Linked DNA regions of Homo sapiens: region 1 is linked to region 2. The links are chromatin contacts, found by Hi-C or POLR2A ChIA-PET in ENCODE. All regions are on one chromosome and are shown on one strand. The core of a region is the stretch at or near the end of the contact, and the rest is flanking DNA. Distances in the headings are between cores, read along the strand shown. Region 1 overlaps LOC124906307 (a long non-coding RNA gene). Region 2 holds the start of ACTL6A (actin like 6A).

Region 1 (4,960 bases), core at 1,064-3,563, 600 kb after region 2:
GGGTAGATTATGGAAGAGGATAGAGTCCATATTTAGCTAGCGTCTTCAAAGAGGAACTGATACCTTCAAGTGAAAGAAAATGTGCATGTTGCCTTATAGAGGCGTTCTTCCTGGCAGGTGACATGCTGTGGCTTTTTATAGAAATGCCTAAATGTCTCAATTATTCTTGCTTTATTTAAATTTTTTCTTTCTTAAAAATAGGATAAATAATAACAGTGACTGCTTATTACAGAAGAAGGTGATTAACTAATGAATTTAAACTTACTTGAAGTTTCTGGAGAAGACTGCTTTGGAAGAAAAAGGCCTATTAGTGTTAAAACTATTAATTATCTTCTAAATAATAATTGTTTATAGATGATTATCAGTGAATTCTAGGACTTGAGCCTCTCTTCCCCCATTTAAAAAATTAAATACATATGTGCAGATTAAATATCTATGTCTTTCATACGCAGCTATCAATTTTGGAGTCCTTGTTGGGACTGGAGGTCAATAGGAGTCACCTTCTTATGGTTTTACATTACCTCTGACATTGCAGATAAATTCACAGTCAAGGAAGTGCTTTTGCAGAAGTTTTCTTAGGTCTTGCAGAAACCTAGTGAAGAACGGTGAGGATTAGCCATGGGGGTTTGGAGTTTGCCACTCCGTGACTCTGCCATTCAATGAGCTCAAGCCTCTGGTCCTGACTCATCTTGTCTGTGCTTCTCCCATCATCCCTCTGCCCCTGCCTGTGGAGAGGTTGGGGTCTGCTTTGCGCCATTGTCTCCTCACTCCCAAGTCTTATCCGTGGTGACTGGGTCTATGCCGGAGAGGAGGAGTCCTCTCATTTGAACTGTGGCATCTTAAGGCTCTATGTGACTATTTTGCAAATGTTCTTAATGATAGGTTTAGAGTTTTCTTTCTTTTCTCTTCCTATACCCTTTCCTCTTCATTTCCTATAGGGCAAAAAGAGTGAAGATAGTAAAGAGTGAATCCTATAGATTTGATTATTTTCCATTAATAATCCAACAGAGTGTGTGGCACATGGTAGATGTTCAATAGACAGCTGATAAATTAATGAATGAATAACCACACTCATATCCACACTGGAAGGTGGTGTATATGGTTGTAGAGTGTGAGCTCTGGAGTCAGACTACCTGGGTTTGAATTTCAGATTTAGTAGCTAGGAGACTTTAGGCAGGTTACTTAGTTTCTCTGCCTCAGTTTTCTTATCTGTAAAGTAGGGATAAAATTCTCTCTCTTGAATTTCTTGTGAAGAGTAAATGAGTTAGTAAGTAATAAGGGCTAAGAATAGTGCCTAATACATATTAAGTACTCAATAAATGCTATTAAAGTATATTTCCATATGTAATCTCATTTTATCCTAACAACTATTTGGTGACATAAATGAGACAGGTATTTCTGGACCTAATAGCTGAGGAATCTCAGGTTCACAGGACTGCTAAGCAGTAGAGGGATGTCTAACATTCATTCTGATTCCAAGGTCTGATTTTTCTAGATTGAAGTTATTTGTTTAGTTTTGAAGGTGATTAAAAGACATTTAAAAAGAAAAGCAATTAGCTTTGATTTCAGTAAAGGTTATGGGTCTTGTAAAAGGTCAAAATCACTTTCTGTGGTTGAATGAGATGAAAAGAGGTTGAATGAAGTAACAAAGATAAGAACTGGTGCTACAGAAATAATGAGTCGTTATCAAAACACCTCAGTGTCTCGGGGAAGAGCGAAAGAAGCACTTTGGAATAACCAAGAGAAAGAATTAATCAATCTGATTTAAAACTGAATAATACCTTCTTTATTTTTCAGTGTTAGCACTGAGCTTTTGCTGAAAATTCACTTTGCTCTAAAATGGCCTAATTTTTCCTTTTAATTTGCATTTCCTTCCTGCCCAGATGCGACTGGCAGCAGCCCAGTGGTAGTTCCACTAAAGCAACTGTGCTACAGCACCTCAATTTGGATCTCAGAGCTGTCCTTTTACATTTGCTTCTTTGCATAATTTGTCAAACTTTGTAAGTTGCACAGCAAAATTCTGCCAATAAAGAACAGGAAGTTTGGGTCATCCTTCTGGGTTTACTGTTTTATATTTGTTTTTTCAGCAACTGGAGTCAAGCTCTGGTGAAAGTATTAACACATTAGCAGTTTGGAATTGCGCTCAAGGCTTCTGTTCAATGAATATGAAAAAACTGAGCAACAAGGAGACTTGGGCACATTATTTATACATTTGGTGAGCTCATTCACTCGCCCAGGGAAATCAGGCAGCACAGCCGCCAGCCCAAGGTTAATTTTGTTTTCTTCTCAGCCAGGAACAGGGTGTGCTATTACACAGAGAGAAATGAGGACTTTTTAATTGGCAAAGAGGAACTTCTGCTGCATAAAGAGGTATTCCAATCACTGGAGGTCAACAGAAATTCTTTCAGATTTTAAAATCTTGCTGTGTTCAAAGTTTAATGCAAAATCCTTCAAATTGCTAGTATTCAAAAACCCTGCATTAACTGTTTAGAAACAGAAGAGGGCACCTCATCATTCCTTATGCCAAATTTATTTATTTATTTTTTTAAGCGTGAACAGGAAACTGGCTTGCGAATGAAAATGAAAAACCACTTCCTTTTCCTAATGAATGAATGAAAAGATTCTGTTAATATTTTTAAAAGCTTAACTATGAGTAGAAAAGCTGTATTCACTTTCTAGTTTCAAGAGACCTCAGAGTTTAAGTTGGAGACTAGCCATAAAAAGTTTAATTCTATTATAAAGTGGCTGTCAAATACAATGCATTTAGATTTTAAACCAAGAGCCGCCTGGATATCCTTCTTTTCTATTGGCTAGGTAACCAGTTAATTAGGGTAACTCCTCCTTTCTTCTTCTCCTCATGTTTGAATCCCAGTTTTTCTCAGAATTAAATCTTTCTAAGCATCAGTGAATCTTTTAAATTTTATGCAAAATGTGTTTGTGTATTTTTCTAGAGGAAGTTTGGAGTTTTAATCAAATTATCTACCCTTTCCTGGGTTAAAACTCCAGGAAGTTTCCATGTTTAATTCTACCTTATGCTAATTGAGATTTTACTCTATATTCTGTCATAATAAATACTATTAGAATAAAAACCTTAGGACTTTTCTAATAATTTAAACCATAACTGTTATGGAATGTAGCAACAAACCTTTTGATTGTCTTTGATATTCTTTGTATTAAGTTTTAGACAGAGTCAAAAGGAAACTTTTCAGTCTAACCTAATCACTTTAATTACTGGTCCTAGAGGGTAGCACTGATTTGTCCTGGGTTACACGAGCAGTGAGCATGAGAATTCAGAAGTAATAGACCGGTCTTTTACCTTTACATTCTTTTAGTCTATATTCTTTTCTCTGAGTCATGCTTGGTTGAAAATTTGCACTGATTCATACATTTATGGAATCCTTATATTGCTCTGCTCACACATATGAGTTGCTTTTTTTTTTTAAGAGTTGAGGGTCTCACTATGTTGCCCAGGCTGGAGTACACTGACTATTCACAGGTGAGTTCATCGCTCACTGCAGCCTTGAACTCTTGGTTTGAAGTGAGCCTCCCTCCTTAGCCTCCTGAATAGCTGAGACTATAAGCACATGCCACCATACCTGGCTTCTGTGTTGTTTTGTGTTTTATACTTTGGTAGATAGTTTTATTCTCTAAGTGAACAGTTTAAAAGCAGCAAAATGCATGTTGTTTCTTTTCCAAGTTGTCTTTGTATGTAAGTTCCCCTGATAAGCATTATGTCTTGTTCACGTCTCCAGGTCTCTTCTTCAGCCCTTGGACACAGTGTCATCCCTATTGGAGTCAATAAAGGTATGGCATGACATATGTATTCTGGGGATAGACTATTTTCACAAAGGACAGTTGTCAATTTCATTAACACTGTACCATACAGGAGTGTTTCTAGGGGGCAGTTGCTTTCTTATAATAATAATAGCAAACATGTATATAGTGTTTACTACTTACAAGACTGGGAAACACACAAACCAACAGACTGTTCTGTCCTACTATACTCTCAGCACAGAATATTTTTGTGGCCAGATGTGTACGGGTCTTTACACATATTTCAAGCAGCTCTCCAGCAGATATCAACTGGGTCTTCCACAATTCAATTCGATTTTGACACTGTCTACCTGAATAGCCCTTACAAGTTGAAGGCTCAGTCCCATACGACTGCTCTCATTTCAGACGCCAATCTCAAGTCTGGGCCCCCCATATTTCTGACTGACCAGCAATAAATTGGAGGTTCCCATGACCCCCTCTCAGGTTCAGTAATTTGCTAGAATGGCTCACAGAACTCAGGGAAACACTTTGCTTACAATTACCCATTTATTATAAAGGGCAGCACTCAAGGACAGCCAGATGGAAGAGATGCACAGGCTGAGTAGAGACGTGAGGGGCATCCCATCCTCCCAGCTCCTCTACACATTCAGCAACTGTGAAGCTTGTCAAATCTTGTTCGACAGCTTTGGAGAGCTTAATCTCTAGACCCCACTCCATTTCCTGGAGGTTGGTCAACAAGGCTGAAAGTTCCAACCCTCTAATCCCTTAATCACTTGGTCTTTCTGGGGACTGGCCCCATCCTGAGGTTATCTAGGGTTATCTAACTCACCTCATTAGCATGAACTCACGTGTTATTATAAAGGGGATCATTATGAATAATGAAAGACGTTCCTATCACTCAGGACTTCCAAAAATTTCAGAAGCCCTGCAACAAAAACTAGGAACAAAGACCAAATATATTTCTTATTATATCACACAAGCACTATTCTGGGCACTTAATTTCACTCTCAAACGACCCTATAATGTGGATACTATTATTATCTGCCTTTTATAGATAGAACAATAGAATCTCAGAGACATTAAGTAATTTACCAAAGATCACAAAATCCGTAGGTAGTGTAGGAGTGAAGGGAACGCTTCATCTCTGTCCACTGAGGATTTGCTGAAAATGAGCTGATAAAAGGCA
Region 2 (5,448 bases), core at 1,664-4,163:
CATAAATCCTTCAAAAAAAATTAGGGGGTGAATCATTCCGTGGTTTCTCATCACTGTATTTGATAAAATTTAAATCACTCTAGCCAGTTGAAATTCAAGGTGTAGCAAAATCTGGTAGCAGTCTCACTTCCTGCCTCATACACTAACTTACTGGGTAATATGTCATCTCCTGAACGCACCACATACTCTCACTCAGCTAACCTTTGCATATGCTGTCCCTTTCCACTCCTCCTCCATCATCCCCATTACCTCTATTGTAAAGTCCCTTGACTCCACCACACGGAATCAATAACTTTATTCTCTGAGCTACCTTTGCACTATATATATGTATATATAGGACATATATAACATATAATATATAATATATACAACATATATGTAATATATATAACATATATAACACACATATATATATGTTTGTTTTTGTTTTTTTTAGGATAGAGTCTCGCTCTGTCACCCAGGCTGGAGTGCAGTTCCAGGTTCGAGCGATTCTTGTGCCTCGGCCTCCCCAGCAGCTGGGACTCCAGGCATGCACCACCACGCCTGGCTAATTTTTGTATTTTTAGTAGAGACAGGGTTTTGTCATGTTGGCCAAGCTGGTCTTGAACTCCTGGCCTCAAGTGATCCGCCCGCCTCGGCCTCCCAAGGTGTTGGGATTACACCGCACCCGGCCCCTTCTACATATTGTTATCAATGAACATCTCTCATTGAATTACAGTTACCATTTCTGATCAATATAAGATGCTATCAACTACATGATGCACCACTATTTCCTGCATCACTAACAAAATAATATGGCAATTAAACTCTGCCACGCCAGCACTGTTAAGACATATTCTGACTGGGGGCAGTGGCTCAAACCTGTAATCCTAGCACTTTGGGAGGCTGAGGTGGGAAGACCGCCTGAGCTCAGGAGTTCAAGACCCATCTCTATTAAAAAAAAAAAAAAAAAAGACATATTCCAACTTCAGCTGTTTAAATGTGGGAAAAAATGTACAACGAAGAATCAGTGAAATACGGTGTCTATTTACCTAACAGACTCATCTACAAGACTGAGCTTCTTGATGACAAGAGCCTATACCTGCCACATAGCAAGTACTCAAAAAACATTTTTGTGAAATAGAAAAAATCCAACATATCAGCTCATTTTCCTGTCCTAATTAGTTTAGTAAACTGGATATGGTGGAATTTTAATTTAAGACTCTAAATTCTCAGAATTTTACATCTGTTCCTTTTCCAGGATGGGAGATACATCTAATTCCTGTACCCTGCTTCATTAAAAATCAAGCCCCATGAACCCAAAGTAGGAGAGTGGCCATGGGAGGCAGGAGGCTTAATAGAACCACAGAGTTCTGGATGTTTAAAACCTAGGATGCAATTTCTAGTCTATAAAAATCCTCAAGAATTGAACCTCTACTCTACTAAAAAGGCTTTTGTCTTTTTTGAGGATTTTAATGTTTTTCTCCTTCCAAGTTTAGGGGTGATGTGATTTTCTTGGGGAACATGAAGGAAAAATCTTATTTTTGTTGTTTCCTACCTGTAAAATGACATCCTTTATAGAAACAGCATCACTACTAGACACAGTAACAACAGCAATAGTCTGGATTTGTTTTCTGGGTCTCTAACTCATCAAACACAACCCAACACATGAATTATATGTATCAGTGTTTCGATTAACCTGCAGATCTTGCAAAAATGGAGGCTCTAAATCAGTAGATTCTGAATGACGCGTGAGATCCTGCATTTCTAACAGGCTTGCAGGTGATGCTGACACTGCTGGTCCATGGGCCAGACTTTAAGTGGCAAATGCAGCATTATTTCATTTAACCTTCATGCCCACCCCCATCGGCTAGGAATTATTCCATAAATGAGGCCTGAAGTTGGAAAGTTACATAAACTGCCCAAGACCAAAGCGCTTAATAAAGAGTGAGGTGGATATTTCAACCCAGGTCTGTAACCCCCGGCACCTGGTAATCTTCCTACCACACCACAGTCTAATCAAAGAAAGTGAAAAAATAACACGCCTAGGACCCCCAGCAAACTTTCTGGGCATCCTTAAATTACACGTGCTCCTGAATTGATCTCAAACAGACCCGCCCACGAGTCACTCTGGAGACTCCGCAGCCAAAAAACAGGCAAGAGTTACTGAAAGGTGAGGCAGCTCGCGCATGGGGCGCAGACGGGGAGGAGGCAGTACCCTAAGTGGCCGCCGCTTCCCTAGTCAGTTCTACGGCTTGAGGCTCGCTTTGCCACCTATGGGACACTCTGGGAACCCTCCGTCCACGCTTGCAAACCGCCGGGACCTTCCAAGTTTAGGCGGGCGCACACGCGTCCCGACACAGCTGAGTCCAGGAGGCACTCGGGGAGATGCGACCCTGGGGCGGTCACCCAAGCCGGGGCCCGGCGGCCGGCTAGACTGAGCCTCCCGCCCAGCCCCGAGGCTCCCTAGAGAACCGAGCGCGCACCCCAAAACCCTGCTCCTCCGGGGACAGAGGCAGGAAGAGGCCACAGAGAGCCGCCACTTCAGGGAGCCCGAGGAGCACGGCGAGCCGGGTGGGCTCCGGGGGCGGGCAGAGCGTGGGGCGGGGACGGGGCGGGGAGGCCGGGGTCCCGAGAGGGGGAGACCGGAAGGGAACGCCGGGGAGGGGAGGGCTGGGAGCGGCGGTTACAAACCCCACACGCCGAAAAGGCGCGCTCTCTCGTCCGGCCGCACTCACTCACCTCCCCCGTACACGCCGCCGCTCATGGCTGCTGCCGGCGCGACTCCTACCCTAAGGGCTAACTGGCGAAGTGACTGCAGTGGCCGCGACTGCGAGTCTCGAGGAGCGATAGCCCCTGACTCCCTTAACTTCCACCGCCACCCACCTCAGGCAACAAAGCGGCGTCCACACACCCCGGAGCTCAGCCACACTTGCTGGCTCCTCCTATCAGCCAATCACTAGGGTCCAGGCCTAAGTCTAGCCAATCAGAATGCGGCTGCGCCGCATCCCCGCCGCGGCCCAGCAGGTTTAGCCAATCGAAGGCAGCCATGGGGGCGGGAAAGAGGAAAGCGACAGCAGGACAGAAGGAGTTGGGTTGCGGAGCTGGAGGGGGCGGAGCTTCCCGGGTGGGCGAGGGAATGGGCGGAGGCAGTGGGAGAAGAAGGAGGAAGGCTGGAAGAAGCATGGGGGCGGGACTAGGAGGTGCGTCTGGGCGCTGAGGAGCGGCGGGAACCCGGGTAGGGGAAGGTAGACCCCTGGAAATTGAACGGGTGTCTCCACGCCGAGATTCCTGTCCAGTGACTGTGGGGAATGCGGATTTCTTTCTTTTTTTCTTCAGAAAAAGTATTTTAAACTAACTTTTATGTTGAAAAAGTAAAAATTTTGCGCTCCACTTTGGGATAGGGGAATCAGTAAATCAGACAAATTGATAGGATCTTGCAGTTTTTAAAATGGTTATTAATAAGTAAAAGAAGAATGAAATTATGCGGTATCCCAGCTAAACCTAGGTAGCGCTTTAAAAACTATTAAAAAACTTACTCATTTCTTTAAAAAAAAAAAAAAATTTCAGGCCGGGCGTGGTGGCTCATGCGTGTAATCCGAGCACTTTGGTAGGCCGAGGCGGGCAGATCACAAGGTCAGGAGTTCGAGACCAGCCTAGGCAACACAGTGAAACCCTGTGTCTACTAAAAATGAGAAAAGTAGCCGGGCCTGTAGTCCCAGCTACGCAGGAGGCTGAGGCAGGAGAGTCGCTTGAACCCGGGAGGCAGAGGTTGCAGTGAGCCGAGATTGCGCCACTGCACTCCAGCCTGGGCGACAGAGCAAGACTCTGTCTCAAAAAAAAAAAAAATCAATTTCTTTTATCCTGTGAGAGGTATTTAAAACAGCTAATCAATCTTCATTCAAGCAAGCACCCAATCCTAAATAGGCATCCCAAAAACAGCCTTAGTCCCCTATTTCTACCAGCCTAGTCCAGATCACCTTCCTTTATCCCCAGATTACTGCAACAACTTGTTGCTGTGTCCCTTTGCCACTCTTGATCAAGGGAGCTTCATCTGTGAAAACGCCCAAACCCGATCAGGACACTCCAGCGCTCAAACCCTTAAGATTGCTGCCTATCCTTGTAATTGATCCTTGTCTAGAGTCTAGACATGCAGTGCCTACTTTTAACCTTAGAAACGATTGACTAAAACCCCATCAGTCTCAGTGGCAGAGGGTGGCAGAAAGTGATGAGGCAGTAGGGTGGGAAAAAAGGCTAGCGGGAAAACTCTTTCCCATTCACTTGACAATATAATCACAGTGTATCTGACCATTTAGAAAAGCCCTATTAACCCAGTGAGATAATGCAGATGTGTGTCAGCACACTATGGCACTAGGGCCAAATCCAGTCTTTTGTGTGTGGGGTGGGGAGGGGAGGTGGGGAAAAGGGGAAGCAGGTGGGAAGACTGCCTTTTTTTTTTTTTTTTTTTGGCCTTGAGCTAAGAATGATTATTTCTGTTTTTAAATTATTATTTAAAATATTTTAAAGAATAATATGTGACAGGTTGGGCATGGTGGCTCACAGCTGTAATCCTAGCACTTTGGGAGGTCCAAGCAGGAGGATCGCTTGAGGCCAGGAGTTCAAGACCAGCCTGGGCAACACAGGGAGACCCCCGTCTCTACAAAAAATTTTAAAATTATCTGGGTATGGTGGTGCATGCCCCCTAGCTACTCTGGAGGCTAGGGTGAGAGGATTGCTTGAGCCTGGGAGTTCAAAGCTTCAGTGAGTCGTGATCTCCCCACTGCACTCCAGCCTGGGTGACAAAGCAAGTCCCTGAAAAAAAAAAAAAAAAAGAAAAAAAGAAAACAAAAGAAAGAAGGAGAGAGATGTGAAAACTATGTGAAATTCACACTTCAGTGACCTTAAACTAAGTTTTATTAGGACACAGCCCACACTTACTCATTTATGACTATTTTGCTCTGTAAGGGTAGAGTTGAGTAGTTGGGAGACAGAGACTATGTGTCCCACTCAGCTGGAGAATACATTTATTACTGGACCCTTTACAAGAAGAGTTTGCAGACCTGAGCTAACACATGTAATATAACCAGCATAGCGTGCATAAGTACCCTATGTTAACTGTTGTCCCCATTATTATAGCTGTCACTGTAGCTGCATATCAAATCCCCAAAATATTTCTTCTTCCAATCTATGTTTTTATGATGTCTTTGACTAGTAGCTGAAGAGTATAAAATATTGAGATGTTTTCTAATAATTAAATATTGAAGAGATGCTATTTGTGAGTTTATAATACACAGTTATCCATTTAAATCAATGTAGCATTTAAATGCCAAATAATTTATATACAGCAAATTAACTAGATTTTGATATCGCTGAACATTGATATCTCTCTTCAATACTATCTCCAACATCTCTCATGTTTGAAGATAATATATCCTAGAAGTAAAATACCTATCTAGTCTAAAAGAGAGT

The links. Hi-C counts contacts between places; a loop is a spot of excess contacts on that map. ChIA-PET counts read pairs that join two places held with the same protein, here RNA polymerase II (POLR2A). Pooled maps may share reads with other maps.
Region 1: a loop to region 2 is called in a map of PC-3, with 5 times the contacts of the local background. The contact joins the enhancer-like site here to the promoter of ACTL6A in region 2. A Hi-C loop is called at or near these places in 1 of 168 maps with a recorded cell type or tissue (PC-3), 12 of 37 single-sample maps with no recorded cell type and 6 of 50 pooled maps. POLR2A ChIA-PET finds 5 or more read pairs at or near these places in 1 of 52 experiments (OCI-LY7).

The regions. Positions count from the first base shown.
Region 1 is chr3:178,964,289-178,969,248 of GRCh38, reverse strand. It overlaps LOC124906307 (a long non-coding RNA gene), which reads left to right. Exons shown (of 3, transcript XR_007096179.1): 2 at 3,753-3,804. Among named protein-coding and RNA genes, the nearest start is that of ZMAT3, 110 kb to the left of the region's middle. Within about 2 kb of position 2,313, at least 8 of the 41 ENCODE cell types and tissues checked have a DNase peak (open chromatin) inside an H3K27ac peak, as active enhancers do; they include OCI-LY7, where a contact is called at or near this core.
Region 2 is chr3:179,560,391-179,565,838 of GRCh38, reverse strand. It overlaps ACTL6A (actin like 6A), which reads right to left and starts at 2,913. Exons shown (of 14, transcript NM_004301.5): 1 at 2,722-2,913. The coding sequence starts at 2,746. RefSeq lists silencers at 33-92, 2,822-3,051.